Regions from separate parts of the Homo sapiens genome. Here region 1 is linked to region 2. Evidence: read pairs that join two places in POLR2A ChIA-PET (ENCODE). Cell type or tissue: Panc1. All regions are shown on one strand. Links, peaks and the distances in the headings refer to the core of each region. The heading gives the core; the rest is flanking DNA.

Region 1 (7,407 bases), core at 1,649-6,648, 160 kb after region 2:
TTTCTTTAGCAGATCTAAATCTGATTTAAATTGTCAAAATACTTGGCTGTATTATGGCTCAGCTGTAGAGTAAAAACTAGACTTAGGCATTTCCAATTAAGGCAGGCTAGGCAATTTCAAAACCAGTTAAGTCACTGCCCTGGTGGAAGCATTTTCTTTGCACGGTACCCATTAGGATAATCACAAAGTATAAACGTTTGGGCTCAATGTCTCAGACTTACTTGAACCAAGTCTGGTTCCTCCAAGCAAGCGGTCGTTCATTCCAAAGAGGGCCTGATCCCAGACAGTTAACTCCAAGCTTGACTGCCTCAGCTGAGCTGGGGTTACGCCACTGAAGACAAATGAGTGTTTCCACTGGGGGCAAGCCTGCTTCCTCAGGACTGGCGACTTCAGTCTCAGTTTTTGTTGGTCTGGCAGAGTGAGACAGCTGAAGAGGGAACACAAACCCTGCAATCATTGCCATCCACACGGCCTTCTCTCCTGAGGCCTGTGCGTCAGTGCAGACGGGAAGCACTAAGAAAAGTGCCAAGTCCACAACATCCACACCCTCCCCAGTGAAGCAGGGTGGGAACCACAGGACTCGGCACATTTCCCTTAGGGCCGAATTCTGCATCAGGTATGAAGGGCGAGCTGCATGCTGAGGCCTCGTGGCCCTCATCTTAATCTTTCCTCCTTGGGGTGCCTCCCACCATGACTGCAGATACACGTTATCTCCTTTTAACCCTGTTCTCAGGAAAATCAACTCAGACAAGCTTGTCCAAGGCCATGCAGATAAGCAACAAGATTAGAACATAAGCTCAGTTCTCCTTTTTTTGAGACGGAGTTTTGTTCTGTCGCCCAGGCTGGAGTGAAGTGGCACCATCTCAGCTCACTGCAACCTCCTCCCCCCAAGTTCAAGGAAGACTCCTATCTCAGCCTCCAGAGCAGCTAGGATTATAGGTGCCCGCCACCACACCCAGCTAATTTTTGTATTTTTAGTAGAGATGGGGTTTCATCATGTTGGCCAGGCTAGTTTTGAACTCCTGACCTCAGGTGATCCACCTGCCTCAGCCTCCCAAAGTGCTGGGATTACAGGCACGAGCCACTGCGTCCAGCCTGAGTTCTATCTTGACCGTCATTTTTCCCTATGTCACTGACGGGGAGTTTGCAATTCAATGTAATAATGGTATTTGCCTTACTTTTAGAGGGGCCAATGCACCTATACTGAATGAGAATGAAATGTGGACAGTCATGCGTTTTACTGTTGGTCCAAGAGGAGATGTTAAGCTTAGGAAATATTTACTGACCACACCACATTTTCATGCTTGATTTCAAAACTGGCTTCCTGATATCACAGAACTGAGAAGATTAGGGTTTCGAGTACTCCAGCATGTACACATCCCGTGAATTTTTGGAAATCAGGGTCTTTAATATGTGTTGTTAGATTTTCATAGGAAAGCTAAAATAAGACGTTTTAAGTGGCTTACGTTTTTTAGTGTTCGCTGCAGGTTCTGGGCCATGTTGTGATGTATACTAGATCACCAATAAATATTTGATTACATCGAATACCTACCCCTTAACAAATGAGTTCAAGGTGCCATCTGGCCGCACAGGTAAATTCTTGGCTCCTAGCACTACCAAACAAAGTTGACCATGAAGTGATGGCTGATCTGTCCCTGGAAGGAAAGCCAGTATTCACTGTCAAACCATGTCTCCTGATACGTTAGTATGCAGTACCACCACCCCAAAACCGAGAGCTCAGCTAGAGAATCTGCTACAGCCCTCAGACCCCGAGAGAGCAGATGGGAGTGGTGCAGTGGGCTCTGCTGGCCCTGCCCACAGGCTGTGGCGCTGCCCACACCGTGCCGCTCTGTGGTCAGGTGGAGGACAGGATGGAGGGATTACTAAGATCCTAGAAAAGAGTAAAGAGGAACGCAAGGAGAGGGAAGATGCCGAAGTTTGAGTCTAGTTGTAGCCAGAAGTTTGGGGGAAAGTGAGAGCCCCGAGACCCTGTCTAGGAGGTTGGGATGGCCATGGGGCACTTGCTGCTGGTCTGCTGGTGACCCCGTGAACTTGGGTAGCAGAATTTCCTCTTCTAGCCAAATAGGGAGTCAGCAAAATACACAACAGAAATGTGCATTCTGGGCCGGGCGTGGTGGCTCACGCCTGTAATCCCAGCACTTTGGGAGGCCAAGGTGGGCGGATCATGAGGTCAGGAGATCGAGACCATCCTGGCTAACATGGTGAAACCCTGTCTCTACTTAAAGAAAAAAAACAAAAAATTAGCCGGGCATGGTGGCAGGTGCCTGTAGTCCCAGGTACTCGGGAGGCTGAGGCAGGAGAATGGCATGAATCAGGGAGGCGAAGCTTGCAGTGAGCCAAGATCGGGCCACTGCACTCCAGCCTGGGTGACAGAGCAAAACTCTGTCTCAAAAAAAAAAAAAAAAAAAGAAATGTGCATTCTCCCAGTCCTCCTTCCCCGCCCTCCTCCTCCTCCACCCTCCTGCTTTCCACACGCCCCACGTTATTGAAGGAGTAAAATCTCCATAGGGTCCCTGAGGACCCTCCCTCCTGACCTACTTCTTTTGCTGGGCAGCAGCTACCCACATGCCTGGGGGCGGGGATTTATCTCGTCTGAGCCCTGCAGGTACCAGTGCTCTTGGCTCCACATTGTCATGGAGCCTCTGCTCTTCAGGAGGGGCCACGGTTTCCCCAGAGACCATCCAATCTGCCCCTGGGAGGAAGGCCTAGGGCAGTGTCCTTAGAGGAGCGTAGAGAGGGCATCAGAGGCCTTGTCTGCTTCTGGTCACCCGTTTCCCCCACTACGGGCTCCAGAGAACCTCTCCCGGGCTCGCTGCATGGCTCAGAAAGAAGAGCTGCTGGAGCTGGGCACGGGGACGTAGAAAGGAAATGCTAGAAAACTTTCACCCCACCTCAGTCTGCCTGCAGCACCAGGCTCTGCAGACAATGACACAGACAATGTCCAGGGAGCTGGAGGCCACTGACCTTCTTGAGCCTCTTGGAGTTTTCTGGGCCGTGAAGGGAGAACCAGCTTAGCCCGGACTGTGAGCTCTCCATTACTCTGAGGAACGCTGTCTTCGTATTTCTCCGCCTGGGGACAAGAGGCAGAGCTTAGGGACAGGATTCCCCAAGTCCCAAGAACCTTCTGGGTTCCTCTGGTTGTCTCAGCTTCGTCCACAGATGCTTCCCCCTGGCCCCTGCAAGGCCCTGGGTGGAGCAGGTGTGTCCGTGGCAGGACTGGTCTTCCTTCCATCTATGGTTTCACTCCCACCCTCCCCAACCCCAGCATGGGGAGGAACAGCTTGGCCACCCCAGCGAACCAGAGCCAGATGAGCCTGAGGAAGTGAAGGGACTCAAGGGCACTGCACACTCCCTAAGACATTTCTACGAAAACCCAGACACAGCCTGAGTTTGAAAAACAGAAATGAACTCAAGCCTCCACCCCATCCACCCCACCCAGGTCAGTAGAGATTCACGCTGCCCTTCCATGCCAAGGACTGGCACAGACACTGGGGACAGCATGGGGTGTAGTCTCTGTCCAGAGCCACAGGGGGTGGCCCCTCAGGGTGTGGTGAGTCTGAGGACACCTCCCTGCCCACCGAGGCACTTCTGTCATGAGTGGTTTTACCAGAAAGTGAGTGAAGAGAGGGCCGGGAAAGAGATGAGCCTGAAATCCACACCATCCTTCTCCCAGTGGGGTGGGAGGAGAGTATTGGGAAGAGTCTAGAGCAGGGTGTGTCCAGTCTTTTGGCTTCCCTGGGCCACACTGGAAGAATTGTCTTGGGCCACACATAAAATACACTAACAACAGCTGATGAGCTTAAAAAAAAAATCACAAAAAAACTCATGTTTTAAGAAAGTTTATGAATTTGTGTTGGGTTGCATTCAATGCCATCCTGAGGCCAAGCATGGTGACTCATGCCTGTAATCCCAGCACTTTGGGAGGCCAAGGTGGGATCACCTGAGGTCAGGAGTTCGAGACCAGCCTGGCCAACATGGTGAAACCCCATGTCTACCAAAAATACAAAAAAATTAGCCAGGTGTGGTGACGGGCGCCTATAATCCCAGCTACTAGGGAGGCTGAGGCAGAGAATCACTTGAACCCAGGGGACAGAGGTTGCAGTGAGCCAAGATCACGCCACTTCACTCCAGCCTGGACGACAGAGCAAAACTCCGTCTCAAAATAAACAACAACAACCAAAAAACAGAGCCGTCCCGGGCTGCAGGTTGGACAAGTTTGGTCTTGACACATCCGGTCCACCATGGCTCCTGCCAGCACTGAGAAGCAGCCCTCTCAGTTACCCTCAGAGGCCTCAGGACTCCTGGGAGCCCGCGTGGGCCAGCCCGTCTTCCTGGCCCTCGGGTGCCAAATGAGGTATGGCTGCCTCCAGCCTCAGCGGCCAGAAACCGAGGCGGAACAGAGCCCAGGGGCGGGTCTGTGGGCGGACTCCCCACCCTACTGGCTTTAGGAGGGATGCCTTGCAGCTCTGTGCCACCTGCAGCTCTGTGCCACCTGCAGCTCTGTGCCACCTGCTCCTCACCCACTTGCCAGAGCAGGCTCAGTCTGATGAGGCCTGGTGGCCGCCTGTCCTATGCCAAGCCCTGTGCTTGTTCCAGGCCTTGTCTTCGAGCTGATGACAGAGGTGTGGGAGAGGCAGGGTGCACGGGGGATTCAGCCTCGGACAGAAGGAGTTCAGGCTGGAAACTCAGGGCGTCCCGGAGGAGCCAATGCTGTTCTGAGAGATGACAGAGCGGGGGTGAGAGGAAGGCACGGAAGGCATGGAAGCCAGATGCTTCACCCACCCGCAACGTGGCTGGGGCAGGAGCAAAGGGACACTGAGGCTAAAGATCAGGCCGAGATGGCAGGCGTCCTGAGCTCCGGGTCCTGGAAGGGAGGCCACTTCTGGTAGGGGTAATCAGGAATGGCTTCCTGGAGGAGGTGGGTTTTGGGTCGTCTTGGGCTGACCTTGGATAGGGGATGCATTCCAGGTAGGCACTGGGAAGGGGAGGTCTAAGCCCGGACTCTAGCTTGGGGGAGTCAGCACAGGCAGTGGGAGAGTGGGCATTGCCTGGAGGAGCAGGGAGGGGGCAGGTGGCTCACCAGGAGGCCTCAGCTGAAACCTGAGAAGCTTCCAGGCAGAGATAATGCGAATCCCAGCTGCGCTGGCTCCGGAGAGGAAAAGAAGCCAGATGGCCCTTGTGCCTTATGTCCAGGTCGGAGCAGAAGGCTGGGCCTGCCGTGGGCCCTTGGCTGAGGGGAGTAGTCCATCCCGCTGGGTTTTTTTTTTTTTTTTGAGACAGAGTCTCGCTCTGTTGCCAGGCTGAAGTGCAGTGGTGCAATCTCGACTCATTGCAACCTCTGCCTCCCAGGTTCAAGTGATTCTTCTGCCTCAGCCTCCAGAGCAGCTGGGACTACAGGCGTGCACCACCACACCCAGCTAATTTTTGTATTTTTAGAGAGACGGGGTTTCACTGTGTTAGCCAGGATGGTCTCAATCTCCTGACCTTGTGATCTGCCCGCCTCGGCCTCCCAAAGTGCTGGGATTACAGTCAAGAGCCACCGTGTCCAGGCTCCCCACTGGGGTTTTTAAAGAGATGGCAGAAGCCCACGTTTTTCATCCCTCGTGGTCTCACATGAACTCTCTCCCAGTCCGGGATCTGGACACAGCAAAGTACAAAGCAGCGTCTCCGAGAAATGCTAACCTCTCTCCCAGGCCTCTCCTCCTACCTGCATAGCCTGGGGGACACGGATCCTAAATGGAGTCCATCAGCTCCTCTGACCCACCCCCAGCCCACGTGCTATCTATCTCCCGCCGTGCAATTCCAAACCAGGAGCTGGAGCCCCACATCCTAGCCAGGGCGGCCTCTGCCTTCCTCACAGCATCGGGTCCAGCCATTTGTCACCTATTACTGTTAGTTATTGTCACCTATTATTGAGAGTGCCTGGGGTTGAAAGGTTAGAAACAACACACTGTAGCCCCCTGGGGGACCGCATAGCTGCGGGCGGTGCCCCCAGGGAAAGGCATGGCCAGCTTCCAGCAGGTCAGCCACCAGCAAAGGGAGGCCTCCGCCAGGGGAAGCCACAGGACCTGATCCAGTCTGGTCTGTGTATGATGCTGAGGCGGGGGCTGTTCGGGTACCTGAACAGAGCTGAGCCAGTTAAAACAAACCCTCCGCCCACCCCACCCACAAGAAAGTAACTATTTCAAAGTCACAGCGCCAGGCCGGCGAACACACAGTCTTGGGTCCAAGTCTTGCCAGGTACGTTTTCTCTTCTGGGATCTCTCTGAAAAGTTATTTATCTATCACAGTGGGGATGGAGGGCACTCAGTCCAAAACCAGACATCACCTTGGCCCGGAGCGGATGCCAGCGGAAGGACTGTGTTGTGCTGTCTTCAAAGTCCCACGTGGCCAGAGGAATGATCACTTCTCCAAGAAACACTCTCCGGGCCAGCGTGCCCAGATGCCACACCGAGACCTGCAGCTGCCGGGTCACCAGCTGGGCAGGGGCCACCTGATACTGCAGAGGCAAGGAAGAGATGGTCAGCTGGGCTCCCGGGGCCCGCACTCCTAGGATCCCCATCTCTGGACCCCACCTTCCAGGGCCCCACTTCCCGGGGCCTGGCGCAGGCCTCCCTCCCACAGGCTGAGTCCAAGATGCGGATGCAGCCAGGGACCTGATGTGGTTAGGGTGGGTCAAGGTGCTTACAGCCAGGGTGGGGCGGGGGGGTCCTCTCTCTGCTCAAGAACCCCTCCCCCTACTCCCCAGGTGCCCAGTGCTCTGCCTGGGGACAGGCAAGGGTAGCCCTGGTAGCCTCCCACCCCCAATTCCTAGAACAAGACAAGGATGAAAGTCCTTGTCCAGCTCACGCCTACTAGAAATCAAGCCAAAGTCTATGCTCGCACAGGATTTGAACTTGCATCTAAACACTGCACCCAGCCAGGCTTGGCCAAAAATAATGATAACAGGCCCAAAAATACTAAAAAAAAAAAAAAAAAAAAAAAAAAAAATTTTTTTTTGAGACAGGATCTCGCTCTGTCACCAGGCTGGAGTGCAGTGGCACGATCTTGGCTCACTGCAACCTCTGCCTCCTGGGTTCAAGCGATTCTCCTGCCTTAGCCTCCTGAGTAGCTGGGACTATAGACGCCCAACACCACGCCCGGCTTGTTTTTTTGTATTTTTAGTAGAGACAGGGTTTCACCACGTTGGCCAGGTTGGTCTCGAACTCCTGACCTCAAATGACCCACCTGCCTCGGCCTCCCAAATTGCTGGGATTACAGGCGTGAGCCACTGCACCAGCCTGCATTTATTTATTTATTTTTTAAAGCAAAGCATGAACTCCCCCCTCCTCCATTCCCCGCAACACCACGTGTTTGCCCTGGAGGGACGGTGCCTGTGCTCAGGCA
Region 2 (7,407 bases), core at 919-5,918:
GTGAGAAGCGAGGTGGCTTGGTGTCCAAATCCGAGGGCTGGGAACACAGTCTAAAGCCTTCTATAAAACCGCCCGGAGGCTGGGCACGGTGGCTCATGCCTGTAGCACTTTGGAGGCCAAGGCGGGCGGATCACCTGAGGTCAGGAGTTCGCGCCCAGCCTGGGCAACATGGTGAAACCCTGTCTCTACTAAAATACAAAAAGTTAGCCAGGCATGGCAGCCTGCACCTGTAGTCCCAGCTACGCGGGAGGCTGAGGCAGGAGAATTGCTTGAACCTGGGAGGCGGAGGTTGCAGTAAGCCGAGATTGCATCACTGCACTCCAGCCTGGGCGACAGAGCAAGACTCCCTCTCAAAAAAAAAAAAAAATTCCCGGAAACAAAACTCGTGTTGTGCAATGGCCCAGCACTGGAACAGCACCATCATCTGCGTCAGAACTGCAGTCCCCAGAGAAGAAGAGAGAGCCCTGCACGAGGACCTGGAGTGGGGGCACACAGGCCATTTTTATTTTGAAGCTCTCAGGAGAAACAGGGATGGTGGAAGGGTGGGAAATGTTCAAATTAATATGTGTGGTAGTGATTCTTGGAAAGAATTTGAGGTCCCCAAAGGCGTATTTTTGGGCAAATGAAACCATAAACTCCAACTGGCTTCTGAAGAAAAAAAAAAAAAAAAAGAATATCAATGTGTTTCTAGAACAGCACCTGGCACATAGCAGATACCTCTTGTAGTTATTGAAGAAATGGACATATTCAGAATGAGAAGGTTCACTGTGTGTCTGAGGGGAGAGCTATTGTTTTCCGACCAACACGATATTTGTTGTGGTGCGGAGCGGCTGCACGTTTGGAAACACAGGGCTTTCATGTGACTTGTGTGAACTAATGGCTGCACACCAGTTCTACGGGAAATGGGAAAGCGTTAGTGGTCAGAGCCAGCTGCCTGGGGGGCTGGCCTGCTTCGCTGCTCATGAGCCTCGCACTTATGGGCCAGTTGTGACCACCCAAGGGGTTCACCTTGCCTGCTGCCTAGATTGAGCCAATTCACCAAGACAGGGGAACTGCAATAGACAAAGAGTAATTCATGCAAATCCGACTGTGTAGGAGACTGGAGTTTTATTATTACTCAAATCAGTCTCCCCGAGCATGCTGGGAGCAGAGTTTCTAAGGACAATTCGATGGGCAGGAGAAAGCCAGTGAGCCGGGGTGCTGATTGGTCAGGGGTGAAATCACAGGGAGTCAAAGCTGTCTCGTGCTGAGTCAGTTCCTGGGTGGGGGCCACAGGATCAGGTGAGCCAGTTTATTGATGGGGTGGTGCCAGCTGATCCATCAAGTGCAGGGTCTGCAAATATCTCAAGCACTGATCTTAGGAGCAGTTTAGGGAGGGTCAGAATCTTGTAGCCTCCAGCTGCACGACTCCTAAACTATAATTTCTAACCTTGTGGCTGATGTTAGTCCTACAAAGGCAATCTAGTCCCCAGGCAAGAAGGAGGTCAGCTTTGGGAAAGGGCTGTTATCGTCTTTGTTTTAAACTATAAACTATAAACTAAGTATTTCCCAAAGTTAGTTCAGTCTATGCCCAGGAATGAACAAGGACAGCTTGGAGGTGAGAAGCAAGATGGAGTCGGTTAAGTTAGATCTCTCTCACTGTCTTAGTCTTAATTTTGCAAAGGCAGTTTCACAGTTGCCTGGCCTCTGGATGCCTGTGTTCCCGCAGTGGTGTGGGCTTTAGTGACAGCACCTTCCTCTCAGGGCTTTCATGAGGAGTAAATAAATTAATAGGCATAAAGCACTTGGAAAAGAGCCTATTCTAACCACTAGGTATATAGAAGTGGTGATTATTAGAGCTGGTCTGGATCCCTTGCAGTTGCTGAAATTGTATGCAGCTCCTAGGTGAGAAAAGATGAGTGTTGGATTCTTTTAGCAATATGAAGCAGACAGGCTGTTTAGCGCCCTGAATAGTCATCCAAATGGCTTCACTTCTTGCTAGCCCCAAAGGGTCGGTAGGAAGGCAGTTCTGATATCCTGAAAAAATGTTTGCGGTCATACCCTTTCCTCAGAAAGCCAGCACTGCAGAGAGAACTCCAATGCACACACTGAGTCGTGAGTCCAGCACCGCCTGAATTAAAGCTAAATATGGCCAAGGATTCTCCAAAGAAATCCTCACTGAAGACAGAAATTTGGGTCCAATATTTCATCTTCATGAAGTAAAAAGTTTTTCCCGGGGCCGGGAGTGTTGTCTCACGCCTGTAATCCCAGCACTTTGGGAGGCTGAGGCAGGAGGATCACTTGAGCCCAAGAATTCAAGACCAGCCTGGCAACATGGTGAAACCCTGTCTCTATAAAAAATATCAAAAAAAAAAAAAAAAAAAAATTAACCAGGAGTGGTGGCACATGCCCGCAATTCCAGCTACTCAGGAGGCTGAGATGGGAGGATCACTTGAACCAAGGAGGTCATGGCTGCAGTGAGCCACGATAGCACCAGTGCACTCCAGCCTGGATGACAGAGCGAGACTGTCTCAAAAAGAGGAAAAAACAAATTAACTTCAAACACCTTCACCCAAGCATAAATCTGGAAACTAAATTATTTCTTTATTTAAACCAATTTTGACAGACCCATGTAATAATGATATAGATTGATATTTATTGGAAAGAAAAAGTCTTCACCACATGACAAATTTTTTTAAAGTAGTGAAAATGTGTGTATTACATGATACCAGTTTTTATACTGGTGCGGTGGCTCATGCCTGTAATCCCAGCACTTTGGGAGGCCAAAATGGGTAGATCACCTGAGGTCAGGAGTTCGAGACCAGCCTGGCCAATATGGTGAAACCGCATCTCTACAAAAAATATGAAAATCAGCAGGGCGTGGTGGTGGGCGCCTGTCGTCCCAGCTACTCCGGAGGCTGAGGCAGCAGAATTGGTTGAACCCAGAAGGCAGAGGGAGGTTGCAGTGAACCGAGATCGTGCCACTGCACTCCAACCTGGGCGACAGCAAGACTTCATCTCAAAAAAAAAAAAAGAAAGAAAAAGAAATGAAATTCTGTCTCTACACATACGTGTGCAAATGCACAAACATACGCACACAGATACACACACCCCTCAGGTTTGAATAGTGATTATATGTATATAGTTCTTGATTGATCTTAATGACTTATTGCCTCTGTGAGTTTTTAAATTTTTCTACAATGAATATGTAACACTTTTGAAGAAAGAACTGTTGGCCGGGTGCGGTGGCTCACGCCTGTAATCCCAACACTTTCGAGGCCAAGGCGGGTGGATCACCTGAGCTCAGGAGTTCAAGACCAGCCTGACCAACATGGAGAAACCCTGTCTGTACTAAAAATACAAAATTAGTTGGGTGTGGTAGCCGCATGCCTGTAATCCCAGCTACTCGGGAGGCCGAGGCAGGAGAATCGCTTGAACCTGGGAGGCGGAGGTTGCAGTGAGCCAAGATCGTGCCATTGCACTCCAGCCTAGGCAACAAGAGCGAAACTCCGTCTCAAAGAAAGAAAGAAAAAGAAAGAACTGTCAAAATACACACACACACACACACACACACACACACACACACACACACCCCTTCCTGAGGAAGAAAACTGAGCAGAAGGAATTAGTTTCTAGTAGACGAATTTCAAAGTAGAAATCCTTTCTTCATGGGGACGGGGGTGTGTCACTGACCCCTCCATCATGTTGCCCTTCCCCCCATTCCCCACTCAGAGGCTGGCTCAGAAGCCCCAGTGTCACCTTGGTGAGAAGTGGCTGCCCTGTCCCATCCTGGAGTCCTGGGGTCCTCCTCCTCTGAGCCATGTGAGAGTTGGCACGTTACATCATCACCTCTGTTTTTGGCAGCCAGCCCAGTGCTCAGATGGCTAAGAGGTGACACCCTATAACAAATAAACAGGAAAGAGAAAGAAGCAATTCACTTGGATGACATCTAACACAGACATGAAGAAAAAGGCCACGCCGTCCCTAAAGGACAAATGATAACACCAGGCAGAGCAGGCTCCACTGGGCATAGGATGCAAAGGTTGACCTGTCACAAGCAGCATCAAAGAAAGTTGCTCTGAGGGCACGAGCCAGCTTTAATTAATAGCTCACCACTGCATCTTGGAGATGGGTTTCCCACTCTGGTGGAATATTCCATTAGACTTGCTGACAATATTTCATGTCAAATAAGGTATAGATTGACCTGCAGGTCAAGACTGTGGTGGTGTGATCAAGAAAGGAAGCGCAGGCCGGGTGCGGTCGCTCATGCCTGTAATCCCAGCACTTTGGGAGGCCGAGGCAGGCAGATCACTTGAGGCCAGGAGTTCGAGACCAGCCTGGCCAACATGGTGAAACCCCATCTCTACTAAAACACCAAAATTAGCCAGGCTATAGTAGCACATGCCTGTTATCCCAGTTACTCAGGAGGCTGAGACATGAGAATTATTTGTACCCGGGAAGTGGAGGTTGCAGTGAGCTGAGATCATGCCACTACACTCCAACCTGGGCAACAGAGTGAGATACTGGAAAAAAAAAAAAAAAGGAAGGAAGGAGGGAGGGAGGGAGGGGAGAAAGGAAAGGAAAGGAAAGGAGAGTGCAGGGGTACACAGTTTAATGTGACAGTAACATCTTGGCATACTTGGTTGCTAAAACAGGTTGTTAAGCAGAAGGACACAGATGTAAGCTTTGAAGCTCAGAATTCAGGGAAAGTAGGGCCTTCCTGGGTCTGCAGAGAGCAAACCCAACCACGAAGAGGCAACGCCCTCGAATTCACTTCCAACAGACCTTTCCAGGGCCCTTCATTTGAGCAGCTGGAATATCATTCAGCAACCATCCTGTCAGCCTTTGGAAACAGGAGACTTGCATTTCATTTCAGACACTGAACACTGTGTTCCGGACCGCGTTTATTCTCCATATAAACAGCGTGTTTTGAGAATCATGCGTTTATTGTATAATACCGAGTCAGGTCACAGTAAACTCATTTCCGTCGTGAAAGGTTTCAAGTATTCAGAGGAGGTTAAGAAGAATAAAAAGCTTATAACAAAACAACCTCTGTTTCCAAAGTGCTAAATAATGAAAAATGTGGTGTGAAAACGTCACTAAATTCCATTTAAACATCCGAAGTTCAGTCAAGGGAAAAGCAAGTATTAAAGTCAGTGACAGAGTCATGAAAACTCAGCGGCTTCGATACTAGTGGGTAAGTCAGCAAGGTGTTTGTACAAGGAAACCAGGCACCTGGACAATTTCCTAAAACCGGCCCCAACTGGAGAAAGTGATATGGAACCTAAATACTTAGGATGTCTAATAGCTACAGCTATTTTGAGAAGAGGAGAAAATCTTTGCCTAGTAAAACCATGATTCTCAGGCATCCACATCTCCAGAACTCTCAGGCTTTCAAACTGGGTCCCAATCAGGAGATACTAAACACACACACATATACTGACATACGAAGATACCTGGGATATTTTTGCATCTCTTTTTTTTTTTTTTTTTTTTGGAGATGGAGTCTTGCGACTGTCACCCAGGCTGGAGTGCAGTGGCTCAATCTCAGCTCACTGCAACCTCTGGCTCGTGGGTTCAAGCAATTCTCCCGCCTCAGCCACTCGAGTAGCTGGGACTACAGGCGCACACCACCACACCTGGCTAATTTTTGTATTTTAGTAGAGATGGGGTTTCACCATGTTGGCCAGGCTGATCTTGAACTCCTGACTCGTGATCCACCCACCTCAGCCTCCCAAAGTGCTGTGACTACAGGTGTGAGACACCATGCCCGGCCTCCATCTCTTCATTTTCTAAATCAATTAAACATGGCTTGGCCCTCAGTCCCCGACCTGGCAGATAATCCAGTCTGAGCCATGTTTTGGGGATTGCACTCTCCACACCCCTTGGGCTCATGTAGGAACTCCTGGGCCTGTGCAGTCCACAGAAGTCCAACTGGAGGAAGGTCCTATGGATCTGGGGTTGCTGGCATAACTCATGTGGCCTCACAAAGGTGGGTGGCACCCCTTCTTCCTGGCTGAGCCTCACATGAAGATCTGAGCCAAGAAGTCCAGGCTTTCAGGTGGGGCTGGCAGCTCTCCAGGGGCAACTCAGGTGCCCACTGAAGACACTGCAGGCACACAGTGCACCGTCCCACCCCCCGCCCCAAGGAAATCCCCCAAAGGCCTAAACCTAAGCCATCCACCTTGACTCCAGGTTGCACCACTTCCCTCTTCCTGCCAGTGAGCAGCCTCCTTCCTTCCCACTGGCGGTCCTAATAACTTCCCTCCCTCAACAAGAGGGATAATGAGACTCTAGCCCAGATATTACAAACCAGATGCCTGAAGGCAAAATTCTGAGTTGTTTTGACCATACTCTATTTTTACTACTTGCCAACACTTTACAAAATCGAATTTTCATGTAAAAACCCAGCTTCCTGTCTTCAGGTGCACTGGCAAGACCAGGCCCACAGTCCCAGAAGCCGTAACTGGTTGGAGCCGACCGACAGCGTTCCATGGGACATGTGTTCTCTGCTTTGCCACAGTCTCCACTCCTCCCTTTCGTAGCACCGGGAACACTTTACAAATTTACATAACCTACCTGACCCCTGTGAGATGTGAACTTTGCAGTCTACCCTCAAGGTCTCAAAGGTTGGCTGCCTTTCTGGGATTAGGAAAGGATTCATTCTTTCAGATTTCCCAAAGAACAAGGGAAATCATGACGTGCCTGTAGCTTCTCCTGTTGTTACATCCACATGGAGCCCCCCAATGGGAAAGCAGGGAAAGCTGGATATGGGCCCCCAGCTTTCCCATCTCACATGGCCTGCAGCAGTGGTCCACCCACATGTTAAGGAAAAGATTATTCTCACCCTTGTTTTTGTGTTGTTTTTGTTTTTGGTTTTTTGGGGTTTTTTTGTTTGTTTGTTTGTTTTTTTGATGTAGAGTCTCCCTCTGTCGCCCAGGCTGGAGTGCAGTGGCGCAATCTCGGCTCACTGCAACCTCCACCTCCCAGGTTCAAGCAATTCTCCTGCCTCAACCTCCTTAGTAGCTGGGATTACAGGCGTGCACCACCACACTCAGCTAATTTTTGTATTTTTAGTAGAGACAGGGTTTCACCATGTTGGCCAGGCTGGTTTCAAACTCCTGACATCAGGTGATCCGCCCGCCTAAGCCTCCCAAAGTGCTAGGATTACAGGCGTGAGCCACCACAACTGGCCCTCACCCTTGTTAAAGGACGGACTTTACTCAGGACTATCATGATAGTGACAGGGACCACCGCAATGGGATTTTGCAGCAGGACAGAGAGATAGGGGAAAGTGGGAGTTGTTAGCCATGGAGCAGGGCAGGAGGCTCAGCAGATGGAAAATGATTCAGATGAAACATCAGGCCATGGGGATTCTGGCTATACTCAACTAAGAGGGCTCTTGCTGAAGGCAGGCCAAGGCTATGG

What was found. ChIA-PET counts read pairs that join two places held together with the same protein. Peaks named below come from ENCODE experiments on the same cell type or tissue, not always from the same donor. Only the 100,000 strongest peaks of a DNase experiment are listed, where the experiment ranks them.
Region 1: POLR2A ChIA-PET joins it to region 2 with 9 read pairs; 5 of 35 experiments call an interaction of 5 or more read pairs at or near these places.

The regions. Positions count from the first base shown.
Region 1 is chr6:158,756,324-158,763,730 of GRCh38, reverse strand. It overlaps SYTL3 (synaptotagmin like 3), which reads right to left. Exons shown (of 18, transcript NM_001242394.2): 14 at 6,350-6,520; 15 at 2,986-3,091; 16 at 1,553-1,655; 17 at 222-427. Among named protein-coding and RNA genes, the nearest start is that of MIR3918, 4.7 kb to the left of the region's middle. RefSeq lists a silencer at 580-874 and an enhancer at 4,013-4,688. In Panc1, for the core only: no CTCF peak of the experiment used is centred there; no DNase peak of the experiment used is centred there.
Region 2 is chr6:158,914,263-158,921,669 of GRCh38, reverse strand. It overlaps the pseudogene YKT6P1. Among named protein-coding and RNA genes, the nearest start is that of LINC02901, 48 kb to the right of the region's middle. In Panc1, for the core only: no CTCF peak of the experiment used is centred there; a DNase peak (open chromatin) is centred at 3,829.